Linked DNA regions of Homo sapiens: regions 1, 3, 4, 5, 6 and 7 are each linked to region 2. The links are chromatin contacts, found by Hi-C or POLR2A ChIA-PET in ENCODE. All regions are on one chromosome and are shown on one strand. The core of a region is the stretch at or near the end of the contact, and the rest is flanking DNA. Distances in the headings are between cores, read along the strand shown.

Region 1 (2,700 bases), core at 9-2,508, 1.1 Mb after region 2:
TGGGAGACGTCCTTCCCCTAAACAGACAACCCTGCCACAGCTTCACAGAGGTGAGATTTCGGAAGGGAGCCCCAGGCAGAAAAAGGGACTAAATTTGGGGGCAGGAGGGTCACCGCTTTTGGGGACCTTCGTAGCCCCCGCAGGTGCAGCCCTGGGGGAGAGATCTGCCCATCGCAGCCTCCAGAGGCAGTGAGGACGCCCTGCCCAAGGGGCAAGCAACGTAGGTGATGGGGGCAGCAAAGGGGCGCAGGAGGCCTGGGCCAGGCCCAGTGATCCCACCCCTCAGGCCCTGCCCCCGGGCCTCGGCCTGCACAAATCAGGTTGATTCCCGACCTCCACAATACCCAGGGCACTGTGCTGCAGGGACACTTTCCCACAAGCCCAACCCCTCACAGCAGCACAAGGGAAGAGGCAAGAAGACCTGAGGGTGGTGGGCAGAGCCAGGCCTCCAGCACACGGAACACAGAGGGACTGCAACGGTCCTCTGTTCAGGTGCCTGAGAGCGGGATCTCCTCCGCCTCAACTGGATCTCAGCTTAAAGGCCAGCTCATTAGAGACCACTGTGACCTCCCTTCTGGGCGGCCGTCCCCAACCCTGGGCCCCACCCCCACGGCCCCCGCCTCACCCCGGGGTCCCCAGGCCACCTCCTCCTTTGCTTCATCTGCGGCCAGCTCCCCGGCGTCTGCTCCGGGCCCAGGTATGAGCCCGCGCGTCACTGCGGCCGCCGGGGCGCCGAGGCCAGTGCGGGGACACAGCAAGCCTCCCGCCTTCGGACCTTCCGCCGTGGCCCCGCGAGTGCCACAGGTTTCCACAGGGCCGGGGCACGTGGACCCGCGCAGCCTGGGAGCCAGGAACCCCAACCCCGGCGAGGGGCGCCTCGCACCCCCGTCCTCACGCAGTCCCCGAGGCCTCCCGGTGACTGCCGGGTGTGGGAGGAGGAAGGTGGCAACCAGCCCCGCAGCTCCAGTTGCTGCAGGAGCCCCCCGGGCCTCAGTCTCCAAATACGCCAAACGGGCGGGAGTGAGCCACAGGCTGTCTTCGCGGAAGACTCACAGGCGCAGGCGCAGACGGGTGCGCGCCCCTAGGGTGCGCGCGAGCTAAGACCGCGGCCCGGGGCAGGGTGTCCCCGGCCCCGCCCCCTGCAGCCCTACCGGAGCCAGCGCGCCTGCGTCGCGGGCGCACGGTGGGCGGAGTTCCCGGCGTCTCCGCCCCTTACCCGGCGTGCCCCGCGCCCGGAGGCGCTGACGTGGCCGCCGTCAGAGCCGCCATCTTGTGGGAGCAAAACCAACGCCTGGCTCGGAGCAGCAGCCTCTGAGGTGAGGGCGAGGGGCGCGGGCCGGTGTGGGCCGCAGAGACGTTGGAGCCGGCGGGGGCTGGGGACTGGCCTCGGGGCGACTTGAGGTTCGCGAAGGGCACGTCGACCCCCGCGGCGGCGGCGGCGACAGGGCCGGGCCGGGGGCGGACGCAGACGGGCCGGGCTGAGGCTGGGGCCCGGCCGGAGTCGGGGCTGGGCGGACGGGCGGGTCGGTGAGCTCCTCGCACCCCTCACAGGTTCCCGAAGTCGCTCGCGGCCGCTTGTCCTCCTCTGCCTGTCCCTGCCCCCGCCCGTCGCCCGGAAGTCCGCTTGGACGCCGGGCTCTTCTCCAGGAAACCTGGGCTTCCTGCTTCCCTCGCCTCTGCCTTTCTCGTTTCCCGAGGCCGCCCGCGCGTGGACGGTTGGGATTAGCGGCCGCGGGGGCCGGTGGGGGTCGTGGGGCCTCCCCCACCCGAGTACAGGCGAGCGAGCGGCATCCGGGCGGACCCCCGCCTCGGGGACCGGGAAACTGAGGCTCGGGCGGCCTGAGACGCCGTCAAGGTCATGTAGGTGGTGGGGGCTTGCATCTTCGCCTCCCGACTCCATCCAGTTCGTGTTTGCTGTGAAGACGGTACCGGGTCAGGGGTGGTGAGAGCGGGCGGGCAGGTGGACAGGAACCCCGTGCCCTTCCCTGTCTGCTGAACGGAATGCGTGGACCTCCGGGGGAGCCCAGAGTGCCTCCCTTCACACCAGTGAGACGCAATTTGGGGTCAGCACTCAGGGCACCGGTGGCCTCCAGAGGGCCGGTCGATCTTCGCTTTAACTCCAGGGTGGTTTCCTTGACGTTGTCGGCAGTAGATAAGAAGGCCTCTTCTGAGCTGGTGAATCTTTAACCTACCTGAATCTTTAACCTGCCTGCGGAACGACCTGCTCGCAGACTCTAGGCCGCAGAGGCCGGCCCCAGCGCTCTCTCGGAGCACAGCCTGGGTGGTTACGGCGTGTGAGATTGGGGCTGGACAGCCGTGCGCACCTAGAGTGTTAAATAACCATTCCGACGGCACCTCCTGGCACTCCCTTTCAGTCCAGGCAGCCAGTTGCTGCTTTGCAGGAATTGAGCAGAAATGCACTCGGAATCGCGGGCAGGAAAAGAAGGGAGGTCGGAGGCTTTGGATGGTCCCCGAAGTCGCCGCCTAGTTGAGAGCTGTAGAGTTGGTGCCACTGCCCCTGTTGGAGTGGGCAGTTGTAGTTCTTGTTTCAGAACTAGTGGTCAGCAGTTTTCTTTGCCGGCTGTTGCAAGGCTGGTGGTTCTGGCGTTTTCCGCAGTGTGTTGGGAGGAGTGTGAGATGCCGCGGTGCAGTTGTGTGCGGCCCCTGTGGCCCTCTGCTGTTGCGTTAGCCATTGTCTAA
Region 2 (2,700 bases), core at 77-2,576:
TATGTTCACATTATTGAAGCCACATGTTGCGATAAAGGGAGCAGGTAGGGCAACAGTTATGTATTTGGCGCTCAGTAAATCGGCACTTTACACAAGATAAGGTGAACATAGAGTGGAGATACTTCACCTTTAATCTGTAGCTATCTGCTTAGGAACAAAAGGAAAGGCAGTTGCATGACTCAGCTTTCAGTTTAATTTTTTTTCCTTTTGGCAGAGTGAATTTTCGTTTCACAATACCAAAAAAAAAAAAAAAAAAAAAGCGGGGGGAGGCTCAGAATAAGGAACAATCCTTTGGCTTGAGTATTTCATTTCATGAAAAACTAAATTGTTATTTCTTTTTTCCACAAGAACGATTAACAGAGCTGCAGACCAGTGTTTGGGGTCATCTGAGTGGAAATTGTCGAGCCGACTTTGGCTCATACGTTCCTTTTCTCGTTAAGGAGGGAGTGACGGGGCAAATCTGCGTGCTGCTGGTGGCGGTGCCTCCCAGGGCTGCTCGGCGGGGACGCCGAGGGCTGCACCCGAGCTCCATCCCGTGTTGGCTGCGCGCCCTCCAAAACCCCGGCTGTCAGCGACTGCGGGCACCTGCACGCCGACGAGACCGGCGGGCGGACAGCGACTCCGGTGAGGGTACTATCTCTCTACCCTCGGGGCGCGGGTGGCAGAGGCTTCCTGTTTTGAGGATGGCGCCACACAAAACAAGCATCCTTAGCCTGAAGGGCCCCGGCCGAAGGGCCGGAAGTGGAAGTGCGCGGCCTTGCCCGCCGCGTTTCCCCTCCTCGGAGTGCTTTTTGTGGACCCTGGGCAAGGGGCTCTTGCTACATAGAGAGGAGCAAAGAACAGGCATCGCCCGGTCCTTAAAGCGGCGGCACCCTCCACGCCCCGCAGTCGCGTCTGCTTGGTCCACAGCCTCCCCTCCCAGGCCCGCGCAGAGGCCCAGCAAGCACCAGTCTGGAGGCAACAAGCACGCAGGGGTGCCTTTGCGGCCACGCACACTGCATCGCAGTGAAAAAGGCTCCCGTTCTCAAGGCGCATGCGCGCAGGCCAGCAACTCCAAAGCCAGGCCTCCAGCCCCGGTTTGCTAGAGAGAAAGGTAGCCGGGAGGTGGGGAAAAGGAGAACAGGAGGGCCCTGTCCGCTAAGGTAGCCTCCCATTGGCTCCTCTTGCTCCGCTCTCGGTCGCGATTGGCTACGGGCCGGGAGCACGGGCCGAGCACGCTCCCACGCGCAGAGCGGCATTCGGCAGGCGGACGGCGGTGCAGCCAATGGGAGCGGCCCGCGGGGCGGGGCTTGTGAGCTGGGGCTCCCCCGGAGCGGGCGAGTTGGTAAACAGATCCGGAGCGCGTGGCGGGCGTCAGCGCGGTGGCCAGCGCGCAGAGGCGGGCGCGGAGGCGGCTAGAAGGTGACCGCGGATCCCAGCTTCCTGCAGCCAGGTAAGGCTGCCACCCGCCGGCCCGCCGCGTGCCCAGGCGCCGTCTGGCTGCGGCCAGAGCTGGGGTCAACACCCACCTCAGCCCTTCTTGCATTCTCTTCATGTGACAGCGCAGCTTCCCCGCGAGTTTCGCTGGCCGCGAGCCTCAGGTCCGGACGCAGTGGGGGCGCCTCAGTTGCAGGGTGGGTCCTCTGCAGCCGTCTCACGTCCCTGGGTCCACCTCAGCCCCTCGTTCCTGCTTCGGGGAGGAGACGAGGGCCACGTGCAGAGCCTTGGGTCCCTGGAACACGCCCGCTGCTTGCCCGACCGCCTTCCCGCTGCCGAATGCCCGTTGCCCATGCCCTTTGGTCGCCAATACAGCTTTGATGCTTCGCTTTCTAATAATGTTGTTCTTCACTCCCAGACCCCCTTGCACTGTGTGTCTGGGGCTCTAGGCTCGTTGCCGCTGGCTGCAGGTTTGGGTGAGAACTTTGACTTCCTTGGCTGGAGCCAGCTGTTGGGCTTCGCAGGTGGGAATTTTGTGTGAACTTGGGACAGGGGATCCTTTTTGATCCTTTCTTCCTTTCGCTTTTCTTTGGCCTTTCCTCTTCTCCAAACTCTGGGGGGTCTTGTGAGTGGTTTGGGCTTACTCCCCTAAACTCGAACCTTTCCGAGGCTCATTCTCACCCATTGCACAGAGGTAACAGCCCCTCTGCCAAACCCTCTTTGGGCGATGGGGAGTGCTGCAGGGGCAGGTTTGGGTGTTGGGACTCCCCATTTGGGTGAGAGATGTCAGGTTCCTGAAGGGTGAGAGGCTTGTGTGCAGTCTTCCAGCCTGAGTCGGGCCTACAGCCTGTTGAAAAACTTGTGCACGTTCACTTGGGCCTTGGATCTACGTGACAGGATTGAGTAGCTGGTCATGCCAGGCCTACCTGATTGCCAAAGGATTTGAACATTCCTTGATGCCAGCCTGCCAGTTGTCACGCTGTGGATGGGTAGGTCATCCTGGCAGGAGGGCTCTTGGGAGACTCTTCTTTTGGAGGAAGGCCTTTCTCCCGAGGAGAGACAAAAGGGGAGCTACAGGAGCAGCATCTGTAAGACTCAGGCGGCTGGGTGCGGTGGCTCACGCCTGTAATCCCAGCACTTTGGGAGTCCGAGGCGGGTGGATCACCGTAGGTCAGGAGTTCGAGACCAGCCTGGCCAAAATGGTGAAACCCCGTCTCTACCGAAAAAAAAAAAATACGAAAATTAGCCGGATGTGGTGGCGGGCGCCTATAATCCCAGCTACTC
Region 3 (2,700 bases), core at 146-2,645, 1.5 Mb before region 2:
GTGAAACCCCATCTCTACCAAAAATACAAAAAATTAGCCAGGCATGGTGATGGGCACCTGTAATCCCAGCTACTCAGGAGGCTGAGGCAGGAGAATCGCTTAAACCCAGGAGGAGGAGGTTGCAGTGAGCCGAGATCGCACCACTGCACTCCAGCCTGGGCAACAAGAGCGAAACTCTATCAAAAAAAAAAAAAAAAAAGAAAGAAAGAAAAAAGAAAGGAAGGAAGAAAAGAATGGCTACCCCACAGACAGGGCAGCCCTGAGGGCTGCTGGTTGCCCACTTTTATGGTTATTTCTTGATGATATGCTAAACCAGGGGTGGATTATTCGTGCCTCCCCTTTTTAGACCATATAGGGTAACTTCCTGACATTGCTATGGCATTTGTAAACTGTCACGGTGCTGGTGGGAGTGTAGCAGTGAGGATGACCAGCGGTCACTCTCATGGCCATCTTGGTTTTGGTGGGTTTTGGCCAGTTTCTTTACTGCAACCTGTTTTATCAGCAAGGTCTTTATGACCTGTATCTTGTGCCGACCTCCTATCTCATCCTGTGACTTCCTTAACCATCTAGGAATGCAGCCCAGTAGGTCTCAGCCTCATTTTCCCCAGCCCCTATACAAGATGGAGTTGCTCTGGTTCACACGCCTCTGACACATGCAGTGAGGACCCCTCCCCGCCCAGGAACCCAGTGGATGATTCCTCTCAGGAGGTGCGGCTGGGAATTAATTTAATTTAATCTAGAGAAATGATGTTTGTTTCATGTTCAAATGTTCTGGAGAGGTTACACCAGTGACAGAGGCCCTCTGAACTTACACACACAAAAGGCAACTCATTAGCAGGAAGATGAGAAAGCAGAAAGCGTCTCAAGACAGGAAGCTCGGCTTGGTGTCACCCAAATGTGTCTCCCCTTGACAAATCATCTCCCATGATCTGCCGGTCCCCGGGGAGGACAGGCAAGAGGCGGTGATGGGCTGTCAATGTGCATCTCGGCGTGTGGCAGTTGACAGGGCACCTTCATAGGTTTCTTCTCTGCAACTTCACTGCCACCCCCTCAGAAACTGAGACCCATCGGCGGCCGGCCTGAGGCACCCACAGCTGCAGAGAGCCGGGCACATCCAGGGCCTTGGGTGTGTCTCTCCTCCACTGTGGTGGAGGCTCCCCTCCACTGTGCCAAGCCCAGGGGGGCTGGCAGTCCCCGTGGGTGTGGCCCAGAAAGACTGGCAGTGTCTGTCCCAGACCTCAGGGCCACAGTCACCAGATAAGCACCCACTGCACTCAAGGCCTCTCTGATCAAGTCCCACGACCAGGCTCTCCAAGTCCTGACACCGCGGAGACCCCCAAAAGAGGAGGATGGAGCAGAGGGCAAGGCTCTCAGCTCCGCGGACTCACACCCAGCTGCAGAGGCAGGGGGAGCCGCCCTTTCTGTGGCCGGGGAAATTGAGGTCACTTCCTGTCTCGCTTCCCTCTCTCTGTGCTGGCTGCATCCTTCAGAAGGGGGGTGGGTGGCTGCAGGGCAGCGCCAGGCAAGGCTGCGGAGAAGCCGGTGCTCCCTGTGTCTAGGATGAAGAACAGAGCAGGGGGCTCCTCGGCGGTGTCGCTTCACCTCTCTTCCTGCTCCTTGATTCTCTCCACCCCCACCACCAGCCCAGGTGGAGGCTCTCGGTGATGAAGGTGCTGGCAGTGAGGGGCCTGCAGAGTCCGCATCTCTCTGCAGCTCAAGGGGCTCTCGGAGGCCACTGGGAGCTGGAGAGGGAGGAGGTCAGAGGCCTACAATTGGTTTTCCTGCTTGGAGAAAGAACAGATAGGAGCTTTCTAGGGCTGCGGCTCCATAAATAGCTCTAACTGTCCCTTCTCTCTCTTTTATGTTCTTTCAAACATGAAGAAAGAAACAAGCTCTAGCAAGGAACTCAAGTTAGACCGGCAAGTATTTGCCAAAGGTTAAGGGGCCAGAAAGCCAGAAGGTGGACACAACCTTAGGGACCCTGGGCCATGAGCCGTGAGACCTCTAGGATCAGCAGGGCCCAACAGGGCCATGCAGGAAGCCCTAGCTTCAAAGCCACAGGCACTGGGGAGTGGGTGGGGGCTCCCCAAAAACCACACGCTGCTCCCCAAACTCCTTTTAGAAGTGCCCCGGAAGACCTGGACCTGGCTGTGCACAAAAGCACCATGCTCTCCTCTGACCAGATCCCTTGGATGAGGTCCTTAAAGACCCCCTGGAGCTCAGTTTCCTCATCAGTAACTGGAGAGGTTTGCACCAGGTGGTCCTTGAGGGGCTCCCCCCAGCTCTGAGCCCACGATGGTGCATTTCATACCCTGGACTGTGTCTGAAAACTTGAGAAGGAGTAGGGAATAGGATAGATGCGAACTGAGCTTCTTGATGGGGTCCCGTACCTACCCCATATTTACTGCACTAGAAGCAGGGCCTGGAATCCACACTTCAACAAGCTCACACTAAAATGGGAGACCGTGCCACGCTGGCCTTTCTGGGGCTCCTCAGCCACGTTTTTGCACCTGCTGTTCTCTCTGTCTCCATTATTTCCCCTAGATCTGCACTGCTGTGTCCCTGATTTCACTCAGATCACTGCCCAATGTCCTCTTCAGAGAGGTCTTTCCTAACTGCCTCCTCTAACAGGTAAACAAGTAATTTTTTAATGTAGGTATGTCCCATGCAATGTTTGGAAAATACCGATACTAAAACATT
Region 4 (2,700 bases), core at 43-2,542, 1.2 Mb after region 2:
GAGTGGAGGGCAGTGGAGAGGGGAATGTCAACAGGGTGCATGGGCCCCAGGAGGCCAGCAAGGCAGGGATGGCTTGGACCAGGGCAGTCAGACTCTAGGGCTGAAGGCTGCTGGGGCCACCTTGTAGATGTGTCACCTACTACCAGGGAAAGTGGCCACTGTACAGGGCTGCTCAGCAGGGGGTATGGGACATCACTCCTCGAGAAAGCACGGTGGGGTGGATATGTCATAGCAGTGTGTGGTTCCTGCCTAAATTGTCCTCTGTGAGTTCAGCTGTGAAGAGAGGACGAGAGTTATTGGAAGGACGTCCTGTGGTCTGGAAGGACGTCCTGTGGGAGGACAGGCTGGGCTCCAGGGGAGCTTGGAATCCTGCACTGAAGAGGACTATAGACACATGATGGGGGTGACCCTGGCCTGAAAAAAGCAGAAGTTACCAAGGATGTGATTTGAAGCTGTGATTGTGTCTCATCATGTCACACTGATTAGGGGTGCGGAGGGGTTGTGGGCTGGATGGTGCCTGTCCTTATCCGTGGAGACACTTGGGGATGGAGCCTCCTGCCACCTGCAGCTGAAGTCCCAATGGTCCAGCAAATGAAAAAAATGACACAACAGCCACACGTGGACGCTGGCGAACTGGTAGGAAAGAGGAAGCGGCCGGGTGCGGTAGCTCACGCCTGTAATCCCAGCACTTTGGGAGGCCAAAGCCGGTGAATCGCTTGAGCCTAGGAGTTTGAGACCAGCCTGGACAACATGGGGAGACCATTTCTACAAAAAAAATACAAAAATTAGCTGGTGTGGTGGCTAGCGCCTGTAGTTCCAGCTACTCAAGAGGCTGAGGAGGGAGGACTGCCTGAGCTCTGGAGCTTGAGGCCAGCCTGGGCAACATAACCAAGACCCTGTCTTTACAAAAAATAAAAATAAAAATAAAAATAAAAATAAAATGCTGATACATGCTAGACCGTGGATGGACTTTGAGAATACTATGCTGAGTGAAATAAGCCGTCGCAAACGACAAATCCCGTAGGATTCTGCTCCTGTGAGGTCCCTAGAGGAGGCACGCTCATGGAGCCAGAAGGTACAATGGGAGCTCCAGGGCCTCGGGAGTGGGTGTTTAACAGGGAGTTTCAGGTTGGGAGGATGAAGAGGTTCTCGAGATGAGTGACGGTGCCCGACATGGGTGGGTGAAAACGAGGAAGGCCACCGAATGGGACATGGGATGGCGCTTAAGAGGCCGGCAGAAACCTCGTTACCTACCGAGGGTGGAGCCTGCGTGCTGACGGATAGGCCGAGTCCCCGCCCCGAAACACACCCCGCGCACGATGCTCCGCCCCACACGCATGCCCCACCCACCCAGCAGGCACGCTCGCCCCGCCCGCCCCTTCCAGCTCGGGAGGCCCTGCTCCTCACGCACGCACTCTCAGTCGGCCTCAACCGGCGCTGCTCCGCCCCTCAGGCACGCACGTTCCGTTCACCCCTCACGCACGCACTCTGCGCCCGCCCCTTCCCGCCTCCCTCCGGCGGCCACCGCCAGGGGCCGCTGTGGCACCCGCCCCTCCCGCTTCCTTGGGCCCTTCCCGCTGCCCCACTCTTGTCCAAGATGGCGACCGCGGCGCTGCTTCGAGGCGCCACTCCGGGGCGCGGCGGCCCGGTCTGGCGCTGGCGGCTGCGCGCGGCCCCAAGGTGCCGCCTGGCCCACAGCTCCTGCAGTCCTGGTGGCGACCCAACGGCCGGAGCGGCCTGGGCCTGCTTCCGGCTGGACGGGCGCACCCTGCTGCGCGTGCGTGGCCCCGACGCGGCGCCCTTCCTGCTAGGGCTGCTGACCAATGAACTGCCGCTTCCGAGTCCTGCGGCCGCGGGGGCCCCGCCTGCTGCGCGCGCGGGCTACGCCCACTTCCTGAACGTGCAGGGCCGGACGCTCTATGACGTCATCTTGTACGGGTGAGCGCGTGCTGGGAGGGCGCTCGGGGGCGGGCACCCAGGGGAGTGGCCAGGGACCGGCACCCAGGGACAGGGCGGGCGCCCGGGGCCTGCAGAGGGCGTGGGGGGTGGGCACCCGGGGAGGGCCGGGATGGGGTGGAAGCTCAAGGGTGGGTGGGCCAGCGACTGGCACTCAGGGTCAGGCACCCAGGAGATTCCACTTGGGATGGACACCCAGGGGAAGCTCACCCAGGGCCCAGCACCCGGGGGAGGGCACCCAGAGGAGGGCTTGGCTCAACACCCAGGGATGGGTCAGCGACTCATCCAGGGGAGGCCTGGGGGCCAGCCCACCATATCAGAGCAGAGGCGTCTCTAGGTGGGCACCTCCCAAGTGGGCCATCTGGTGACCCTTCTCCCTCCGCAGGGACAAGGGGTTCAGGGGCCCCGCCTGGTGGCAGAGCTGTGTTTCTGAGTGACAGCTTGTGGTGACACTCCCGAGTTCTGTTTACCTTGTGTTTCCCTGTGTCTCCCCATAGCTGGTCACATTGGCATTTGGCTCAGTCATCTGTGCTGACATCACGACTGTCAGTGATGTTCATGCCGGGTCAGGGCCTTGACTGCTTACAGCCTTGGGTTTCCCTTGCCCAGCTTCCAGGGACCTGGATCCCTGAAACCTCCGCCCGGTGGAGTGGATCTGGTTCGCGGCCGCCTGCCTGCTGTCCCTGCTATGGCGGACCCGGTTCTTGTTCTCTTCAGCTTACTCCTGTGTTTTGGTTTCAGGGG
Region 5 (2,700 bases), core at 35-2,534, 1.2 Mb before region 2:
GATTACAGGCACCCACGACCAAGCCCAACTAATTTTTTTATTTTTAGTAGAGATGGGGTTTCACGATGTTGACCAGGGTGGTCTTGAACTCCTGACTTCAAGTGATCTGCCCACCTCAGCCTCCCAGAGTGCTGGGATTGCAGGTGTGCACCACCGCTTCCCACCTGTTTTTTTCTAATAGGCTTCCTTATTCATTTCTCACAATGGCTTTTCCAAACCTTCTCCTCAAGGATCCAAACCCATCCTTGCTTCCTCAAAGATCCAAAACCACCCTTCCTATTTACGAAGGTGGTCTCCTGTCTTAGGTGACAAGAAAATGTACCTTCTTGCCCTCGTATCTACATGCTCACCTATACCCTCACCCGACTTTTCCCTCCTCCTCACCCCATCAAAGGCAATAATGCACCTGTTTTTATTCATCTGGGCCTTTGGTCTTCCCCTTCATATTTCCCGAGACCTCGCTTTCTTCTTTCTCTTGTATTTTTTATTTTTCTATCTCTTATGTGTCCTTCTCTAAAAGTTATAAACATGCACAAAATCTTTCCATCTCAAAATATAATACCCTTTACCTGGTGTCCCCTGCAGGCCATCTTCTTTATTTATTTACTTTTGCGCCAGCGTCTTCCTCTGAAGCCCAGGCTGGGTGCGTAGCGCGATCATGGCTCACTGCAGCCTCGGACTCCCGGGCTCAAGCGATCCTCCTGCTTGGAGGATCAGATTTTTTATCCTTGCAGAAGTGATAATATGGCTTCTTCCTCATCTCCTAAACACCAGTCATCTGACATACACTGCAGATCTAAAATGGGCCTACGTGTTCTGCCCTTCCTTGCCTACCTGTTGAGCTTGCACCGCTTCTGTGAGTCTCCCCCCACCCACAAGAGATCCTTCTTCCTTCGCGCTCCACTAACCCGACATAAATGTTTATCATATAAAGTTTTCCGTTGCACTCTTGTGTTTATGTCTCCTGGCTTCTTCACCAAGCTGTGTGACAGCTGGGCCCTGTCGCCTCCTTCCTCGTATATGCAGCGACTATCGCAGAGCCGCTTAATCTTTGTTGAAGGCAGCTGCGGTTCAGCCCTGAGGGCCACGGGACGGACGCCACTCATTCAGCCCTACCGGGGGCGCTGTGGCAGCCGGCATTGGTTGCCGTGCCCTCCGCTTGTCTCGCTCAGCTCTCGAGCCACACGCCCTGGGCTCCGCCCACTCCCTGACAACATCCCTCCTGCCCATTGGGCGAGCATGGACGGGGCTGTCCAATGGAGCGAGGCGTTGGTGCGAGGAGGCGCCGCCATCTTGGGGCTGCTGGGACTCGCGTCGGTTGGCGACTCCCGGACGTAGGTAGTTTGTTGGGCCGGGTTCTGAGGCCTTGCTTCTCTTTACTTTTCCACTCTAGGCCACGATGCCGCAGTACCAGACCTGGGAGGAGTTCAGCCGCGCTGCCGAGAAGCTTTACCTCGCTGACCCTATGAAGGTAAATCGCTGGCGGGGCCGCTGCTTTGGGCCCCAGCCCAGGATGTCTTCCCGCCATCCACTCGGCCCCTGGAGCTTCCCCAGCGCTCCCAGGAGGTGCTGGGAATGAACACAAATGGACCCTGCCAAGTTAATGTTCTGCTCTCTCGTCCCCTTCTTCCCTGATCTAGCGGCCCAGTGAGGCCCTGAAGCTGGCAACAGCCAGGTTCATCTCAGCCCTAAACATTTCTGCAATCGATCTTCCCGCCCCAGTCCCTCAGCTTCCTTTATGGCTTCGGTTGTTTTACGAGTCCCTGAAGCCAGGGCTCCTCCCCCTGCAGCTTCCTGTCCTTTGTCTTGGTTCACTTTTCCTGTACCGCCTAGGCGGTAAGGGTACCTCATGTATATAAAACTGATGATGTTTTTTCTACTACCGCTCAGACATTCTTGAAAGATTCCAATTTGGAAGCATCTGTACCCCCCAGAATATTGGTTCTTAGTATTTTGGGAGTCACAGGCTTTGGGACCATAAGAATAATATTTGCACCTTTCCTCAGAAAAATGGTATAAGTAAATGTATAAGTAAATGTTTGCAAACAATTTTAAGGGATTCATGGACCTCTGAAATACATTCTTAGCCCCCACAAAAATTATAATGGAGGTGGATGTCAGAGGTTAGCTCATTATTAAAAAGCAAAGGAGTCCAAGTGATGGGAGTTTAGCATTCGGGTCTTACTTTTCGTCTCTTGAGGTTTTGGTTATTTTATTGTCATGTCTAAGAATTATTTGAAGCATCTTCGTGTTAATTAAAAGTTCTGCTTCTTTTTAGAACTCAGCATATTGAAGGGATTTTATACTGAAAACCTCAGACCTGGTTATGTATGATGCTTCTTTTGTTTTGTGTTTGTTGTAACTCAGTTATCTCTTTTATGCTGCATTCATTTCCCACTCTCGTGTTACTGACCCCAAGTTAAATTAGGTTCTGTGGGAGACACAAAGGTGAATGAGATTCCGTTCAACCCTTAAGGAGCTGGTATTATTGGAGGGTATTATAGATCCAGTGTATTGTGACTGTATCCCTCGGAGAAGAAAGAAAATTAAAAGCAGATAAAATCTCGGAAAACCGGGGCTCAGGATCTTTTTTTTTTTTTTTCAATAGTTTTATTTTTTTTGAGACGAAATCTCGCACTGTCGCCCGGACTGGAGTGCAATGGCTCAATCTCAGCTCGCTGCAACCTCCACTTCCTGGGT
Region 6 (2,700 bases), core at 107-2,606, 1.5 Mb before region 2:
ACGTTGGACAGCTTCCTTTTCACACCTGAGCCCCGGTAGCCCCACTAGGCAAAATGCAAACAGGAACCCCGGGCCTTGCTCCGCGCCCTTTGCTTCATGAAGCAACAGAAAGGCCACCTTCCTGGCTGTAAAGGCAGAAGCGCCTTCTTCCCCATAAACATCCTTGGGCAGCTCATCATTCCCCTCCTGCTCGTTCTTCTCCCTCTTCCCAGGCAGCCTGAGAAACAAAACTTAAACTGGACTTGTTGCCTAATCTAAATTAGGATCCCTCTGCTCTTCTCCGTAGCTCCATCTTCTCCCACACACCAGTTACTACAATGCGTAACTACAGATCTACACGTGTTTACGTGCAAGGTCCCCGGGGGCCTGTTCACCCTGGCACTGCCCAGGCGCCGCGCCTCGCGCTGCAGGTGTCCACGCGCGGACCACGGTATCTACCGCGCCCTCGTGTGAACACCCGACCGGGCCCCGTAATCACTCTGGGAAAGCGCCTTCAACAAAGCCCTCCGAAAGCAAGTGCTTTACTAAGTGCCCCTTGAGGCTACTGGCAGTGCGAGGCTGGCTGTCATTAGAACATTTTTCTGAACCCTCAAAAAGGTGAAAAAGCAGGACCGTGCTTTAGCAGGAACACGCACACCCGCCTAAATACCCGATTTTTGAGACTGTCCGGGCGAAGGAATTCAACGCATAGGAGCGAGCAGCCATGCAGTGTGCCTGGAGAATCACCAAACCGCGACGACCACGACCCTCAAAGCCAGTGACAAGCAGCGCGAATCTAAGCCCACCTCGGCCGCAGACCCTTCCCCGTCCCGCCAGGCCGCCGCGCCCTGTCAGCCTCCTACTGCAGGACCGCGGGGCCGCCTGCTCATCTGTCAGACGGGCGCTCGGAGGGGCCGGGAGCCAGGCTGCGGTGGGGCAGGACAAAGGCGCCCACGAACCCTCCCTGCCGCCGCCGCTCCACAGCCGCGCCGCGCCGCCAACATGGAGGGAAACGTCCGCAGTTTAAAACCCCCAGCTCCATTTCCGCAGCGGGCCCGGCTCGGGCGAGCTCCAGCCTCGCCCGCCGCCGCCCCGACCACCCGACTGGGCCAGAAAAGGCGAGGAGGGGAGGAGACGAGGAGGCGAGGAGAGGAGGGGAAGGCCGCCGCGCCAGGCCCCGCGCCCAGGGTCCCCGGCCCGGCCGCTGCGCCGGCCTCGGGCTTCCTCCCCCAGCGGCCCCTCGAAGAACGCGCCGCGGGGAGCTGGGAGCAGGGCGGGGGTGGAAGCACTCACCTGCGCCAGGTTCCGGCGGTGACACGGACGGCTCCCGGAGAATAGTCGCACAGCAACCCGGCGGCAGATCCACGCGCGCGACGCTACCCGGCCGCGCTCTCGCGCCCCGCAGTCCCGCAAGCCGGGCGCGCGCCTCCCCGGCCCCGCCTCGCGGCGCTTCTCCCCTCCCCTCGCCTCCCCTCCCCACCGGCGAGGCCGCCCGGGGCTCCCATTGGCTCCTCGACCTTTTGAATCATCCCCGGCGCTGTCGATTGGTCGCGCGCCGTGGCGCGTCCGCCCCGCCCCACCCTGCCTGGGGGCGGGGAGGCCGGTGAGCGGGGGAAACCGAGTCTGGCGGGGCGGCCCGGAGCGCGACGTTTGCCACCGCCTTATCTCAGCCGCCCAGGCGCCCTCGCAGCACACGGAGCCCGCGCGCTCCCGCCCTTTCCCTCCCAGCGCTCGCAGCAGTGTTTGGGGTGCCAGGTGGCTTGGCGAACGAGATTTTTTTTTAAGCTACAAAGAAAACTAATACATTCTTGAAGTGATCACCAAAGATCCGAGCTCGAAAGCGTTTCTCGGTAAAACACTATGAGTGCCCTCCTTAGCGTGTTAAAATCCCACAGAAGCCCCTGGACCAAGCAGCGGCATCGAAGGCGAGCAGGGGCGCTTTTGTGTCCGCGGCCGCTGAACCTGCGTAGAAGCGAACCCGGACCGATGCTGGGACCGGCGGCGGGAGGGAGGGGGAAGAATGGCCGAGGGCTCCTACGACTTACGCTGCGAGGAGGGGCTCGGTTGTTACCCGAGATGCTGTCGAGATGCAGTAGAAAATCCCCAACACCGCGGAGCGTGGAACAAGAAGTTTTATGCGTTACACACCGAAACACAACTTGACCTGCAACCTACAAGCCTGGTTTTAATTGAACCCCAAAATGCTGAGTCATGTCATTGTTGACTCCGAATCTGTTACGGATCCTAAGCTTTTTTTTTTCTGCTAGTTTTCATTATCGGTTAGTTGATTTCCTTCCTTTGAGGTCGAGAGTTTAAAGCAGTCCATTGAAGTTCCCTATTTTGCAGTGTGGTTTTAATCAAAGTATTTCTTAACACCCTAACTAGGTATATTTAAGTGAATTGCTATTTTGGAAGCATTATTAAATTGTAATAATGAATAGAACTTTTCATCTATAGCCTAGCTTCAGCTTTCATTTTCTCATAGAACTACAAAACACCCAGGTTTACTTCTTAAAAAAAAAAAAGTGAAAATACATCGAGTTTTCTCAGTCATTCACATGCAGTGTGAATGAGTTCATCAGAGCCTTTCCTGAGAAGTTCTGACATCAAATTGTCATTGCCATCGAATTTGCCCTTGGTGGAGATCTGTGCAACAGAAATGCACATCGCACTCCAAAGTCAGAAAATCTTTTATTTTTGACAAACCCCCAAGTCTCAATT
Region 7 (2,700 bases), core at 201-2,700, 1.5 Mb after region 2:
ATTATCGTGGATTAAATCAATGAACCTCTCTCCTCCAGGATTTAGGGGCTATTAACACAGCCATTTCAGTTAATTTGCCTGGAGGTCTCCGACGCTCTTAAACCCTCCATTTTATAAGGAAAAATGTAGTTACAAACCGTTATTTTCCTAAAGTCCACATGTATCATCATTCATCTGGTTCTAACAATACTCATTTTAAATTTGCTTAACTCGCAAATTTAGTTTTCCTTTTCAAAAACAGTGTACAAATTATTTTGTTCTCCAATTTTAGCAATCAATTTAAGGGGATCTTTGATTAATGTTTGACCAACCCGAATTAAACAAACTAAATTCCTTTAAATAATTATCCTATTCCAAATTAAGTCTTCTTAAAAGGTTTATACCTTTCAGCATCTACTAATCTGGTTCCTTTTAAGTACTGAAACTTTCCTCATGACCTTTAGAATTCCCAGCCAAATAAATTAAATCTTAACACTGGTGGAGCTCACATTGTTAAAACTTAGCAATTTAAATAGAAATCCATAGACTTACTCTTCAGAATTAAAGTGCAAACTACTTAGAGATCATAAATACTTTTAATATCAGATAAATCATTAAGAAATTGCATTCTGTACTTGATGACCACACGGGAACCTTGCTAGAGTCAAGAGAACTTGTCACTAGTAATTATGAAGACACCTTTACGGTGAGCGTTATTAAAACCCTACTAGAGGTTTTGGGTGGGACTCAAGAGCAAGGGGTGGCCACCTGTGGACGAGGGTTCCCTGTTGTTAACAGAACACGTTGCCCACCTCGCAAGTATGCAGCCCAATCAGTCCCCAGGGTCTCGGTTCCCGTTGCGCCCTTCCCCATGGCCACTGCGCTCATTCATGAGCCTAGGGTGATCAGGCCTCCGGCCTATAAAGAACTGCAGGATCAGTGCGGCTCTTTTCTCGAGATAGTAGGTGGCTCTGAAAAGAGCCTTTATGTCCATCAAAGGGGCCCCGGGGGCGGCGGGCGGCCTCACTTGCCCTTGGCCTTGTGGTGGCTCTCCGTCTTCTTGGGCAGCAGTACGGCCTGGATGTTGGGCAGGACGCCACCCTGCGCGATGGTCACGCGGCCCAGCAGCTTGTTGAGCTCCTCGTCGTTGCGGATGGCCAGCTGCAGGTGGCGCGGGATGATGCGCGTCTTCTTGTTGTCGCGCGCCGCGTTGCCGGCAAGCTCCAGGATCTCGGCAGTCAAGTACTCGAGCACCGCGGCCAGATAGACCGGGGCGCCGGCGCCCACGCGCTCCGAATAGTTGCCCTTGCGGAGCAACCGGTGCACGCGGCCCACGGGGAACTGCAGCCCCGCGCGCGACGAGCGCGACTTAGCCTTGGCGCGCGCCTTGCCACCCTGCTTACCACGACCGGACATTTCCGAGTCAAGGAAAAAAGACAACGGCAACCGAAAAGCGAGACTAAAAACAAGAGGGCAGTGAAGGCCAGCGAGCCCTTATGTATGGTACAGAGGTAGGCTAGACCGCGGCGTTCGATTGGATGGCTATGGTAGCCAATCAGAAAAAGAACCTGGCACTCCTAATTTGCGTATTCCTTTCCCAGCGATGACGTAGAACAACGTTTGATCCAATCAGAAGTGAGCAAATCCTGAGCCTTCATTTGAATACAAAACGTACAAATAGAGTTACTCCGAGCGCCGCGCGTTTCTGTTTGGAGAGACTCAGCCATCATGCCAGACCCGTCCAAATCGGCTCCTGCGCCCAAGAAGGGTTCTAAAAAGGCTGTCACCAAGGCACAGAAGAAGGACGGCAAGAAGCGCAAGCGCGGCCGCAAGGAGAGCTATTCTATCTACGTGTACAAGGTGCTGAAGCAGGTGCACCCCGACACCGGCATCTCGTCCAAGGCCATGGGCATCATGAACTCCTTCGTCAATGACATCTTCGAGCGCATCGCCAGCGAGGCCTCCCGCCTGGCACACTACAACAAGCGCTCCACCATCACGTCCCGCGAAGTGCAGACGGCCGTTCGCCTGCTGCTGCCCGGCGAGCTGGCCAAGCACGCCGTGTCCGAGGGCACCAAGGCTGTCACCAAGTACACCAGCTCCAAGTGAGGCGTTCCTCGGCGTCCTGAACCCAAAGGCTCTTTTCAGAGCCACCCACACGATCAAGAAAGGGTTTCGAACACGGTGAAGGGTTATGTAACCTAATGTGTCTCCATGCACCCTAGCGGTTGCCGGGTGCGGCCGAATCTGAGCCGTGTGTGTGTGTGTGTGTGTGTGTGTGTGCGCGCGCGCGCCGGCACAGAACGAGAAAAACTGCTCGTTACAGAAATCGGGGTAGAAACTGCTCAGGTGATGTAGCTCAGTAATGTTGGGAGGCGATCAAGGACCCCCTCTCCATCCCCTCCCTCCGCGCAGAGCTATTAACTCACGACGAGATTTCTTTTTTTTTTCTTTCTTTCTTTTTTTTTTTTTTTTTTTCTAGAAGAAGTCTCGCTCTGTCTCTAGGCTGGCGTGCAGTGGCGCAATCTGGGCTCACTGCAACCTCCGCCTCCTGGGTTCAAGCGATTCTCCTGCCTCAGCCTTACGAGTAGCTGGGATTACAGGCACGCCCCACCACGCCTGGCTAATTTTTTGTATTTTTAGTAGAGACGGGGTTTCACCATGTTGGCCAGGATAGTCTCGATCTTCTGACCTGGTGATCCATCCGCCTCTGCCTCCCAA

The links. A loop is a pair of places that touch in the nucleus more often than their neighbours do. ChIA-PET counts read pairs that join two places held with the same protein, here RNA polymerase II (POLR2A). Pooled maps may share reads with other maps.
Region 1: a loop to region 2 is called in a map of gastrocnemius medialis, with 4 times the contacts of the local background. The contact joins the promoter of ARF1 here to the promoter of COQ8A in region 2. A Hi-C loop is called at or near these places in 4 of 168 maps with a recorded cell type or tissue (CD4-positive, alpha-beta T cell, HepG2, gastrocnemius medialis and 1 more), 3 of 37 single-sample maps with no recorded cell type and 12 of 50 pooled maps. POLR2A ChIA-PET finds 5 or more read pairs at or near these places in 3 of 52 experiments (A549, CD4-positive, alpha-beta T cell and PC-9).
Region 3: a loop to region 2 is called in a pooled map, with 8 times the contacts of the local background. The contact joins the promoter of LINC02765 here to the promoter of COQ8A in region 2. A Hi-C loop is called at or near these places in 6 of 50 pooled maps. POLR2A ChIA-PET finds 5 or more read pairs at or near these places in 2 of 52 experiments (CD4-positive, alpha-beta T cell and GM10248).
Region 4: a map of CD4-positive, alpha-beta memory T cell shows a loop between it and region 2 (18-fold over the local background). The contact joins the promoter of IBA57-DT here to the promoter of COQ8A in region 2. A Hi-C loop is called at or near these places in 1 of 168 maps with a recorded cell type or tissue (CD4-positive, alpha-beta memory T cell), 1 of 37 single-sample maps with no recorded cell type and 10 of 50 pooled maps. POLR2A ChIA-PET finds 5 or more read pairs at or near these places in 2 of 52 experiments (A673 and HepG2).
Region 5: a map of naive thymus-derived CD4-positive, alpha-beta T cell shows a loop between it and region 2 (12-fold over the local background). The contact joins the promoter of SRP9 here to the promoter of COQ8A in region 2. A Hi-C loop is called at or near these places in 1 of 168 maps with a recorded cell type or tissue (naive thymus-derived CD4-positive, alpha-beta T cell) and 7 of 50 pooled maps. POLR2A ChIA-PET finds 5 or more read pairs at or near these places in 1 of 52 experiments (CD4-positive, alpha-beta T cell).
Region 6: a loop to region 2 is called in a pooled map, with 36 times the contacts of the local background. The contact joins the promoter of LBR here to the promoter of COQ8A in region 2. A Hi-C loop is called at or near these places in 2 of 37 single-sample maps with no recorded cell type and 9 of 50 pooled maps. POLR2A ChIA-PET finds 5 or more read pairs at or near these places in 1 of 52 experiments (CD4-positive, alpha-beta T cell).
Region 7: a pooled map shows a loop between it and region 2 (8-fold over the local background). The contact joins the promoter of H2AC25 here to the promoter of COQ8A in region 2. A Hi-C loop is called at or near these places in 8 of 50 pooled maps. POLR2A ChIA-PET finds 5 or more read pairs at or near these places in 2 of 52 experiments (CD8-positive, alpha-beta memory T cell and naive thymus-derived CD8-positive, alpha-beta T cell).

The regions. Positions count from the first base shown.
Region 1 is chr1:228,081,450-228,084,149 of GRCh38, forward strand. It overlaps ARF1 (ARF GTPase 1), which reads left to right and starts at 1,259. Exons shown (of 5, transcript NM_001658.4): 1 at 1,259-1,316. RefSeq lists silencers at 556-685, 696-1,515, 1,546-1,645.
Region 2 is chr1:226,938,968-226,941,667 of GRCh38, forward strand. It overlaps COQ8A (coenzyme Q8A), which reads left to right and starts at 1,327. Exons shown (of 15, transcript NM_020247.5): 1 at 1,327-1,432. RefSeq lists enhancers at 1-688, 423-472, 663-762 and silencers at 1,033-1,342, 1,393-1,552.
Region 3 is chr1:225,466,377-225,469,076 of GRCh38, forward strand. It overlaps LINC02765 (long intergenic non-protein coding RNA 2765), which reads right to left and starts at 1,396. Exons shown (of 3, transcript NR_187303.1): 1 at 813-1,396. RefSeq lists enhancers at 1-60, 749-1,048, 1,099-1,358, 1,489-1,768.
Region 4 is chr1:228,164,220-228,166,919 of GRCh38, forward strand. IBA57-DT (IBA57 divergent transcript) reads right to left here and starts at 1,293. Exons shown (of 2, transcript NR_103540.1): 1 at 1,255-1,293; 2 at 1-273. IBA57 (iron-sulfur cluster assembly factor IBA57) reads left to right here and starts at 1,585. Exons shown (of 3, transcript NM_001010867.4): 1 at 1,585-1,938. The coding sequence starts at 1,598. LOC124904534 (a long non-coding RNA gene) reads left to right here. Exons shown (of 2, transcript XR_007066913.1): 2 at 1-963. RefSeq lists an enhancer at 1,170-2,072 and a silencer at 1,177-2,216.
Region 5 is chr1:225,776,542-225,779,241 of GRCh38, forward strand. SRP9 (signal recognition particle 9) reads left to right here and starts at 1,285. Exons shown (of 3, transcript NM_003133.6): 1 at 1,285-1,471. The coding sequence starts at 1,400. RefSeq lists enhancers at 278-1,038, 785-1,004, 1,255-1,624.
Region 6 is chr1:225,426,682-225,429,381 of GRCh38, forward strand. LBR (lamin B receptor) reads right to left here and starts at 1,357. Exons shown (of 14, transcript NM_002296.4): 1 at 1,273-1,357. RefSeq lists enhancers at 1-439, 440-1,111 and a silencer at 944-1,773.
Region 7 is chr1:228,456,423-228,459,122 of GRCh38, forward strand. H2AC25 (H2A clustered histone 25) reads right to left here and starts at 1,451. Exons shown (of 1, transcript NM_033445.3): 1 at 942-1,451. The coding sequence starts at 1,395. The coding sequence ends at 1,003. H2BC26 (H2B clustered histone 26) reads left to right here and starts at 1,681. Exons shown (of 1, transcript NM_175055.3): 1 at 1,681-2,136. The coding sequence starts at 1,708. The coding sequence ends at 2,088. RefSeq lists enhancers at 1,574-2,160, 2,161-2,700.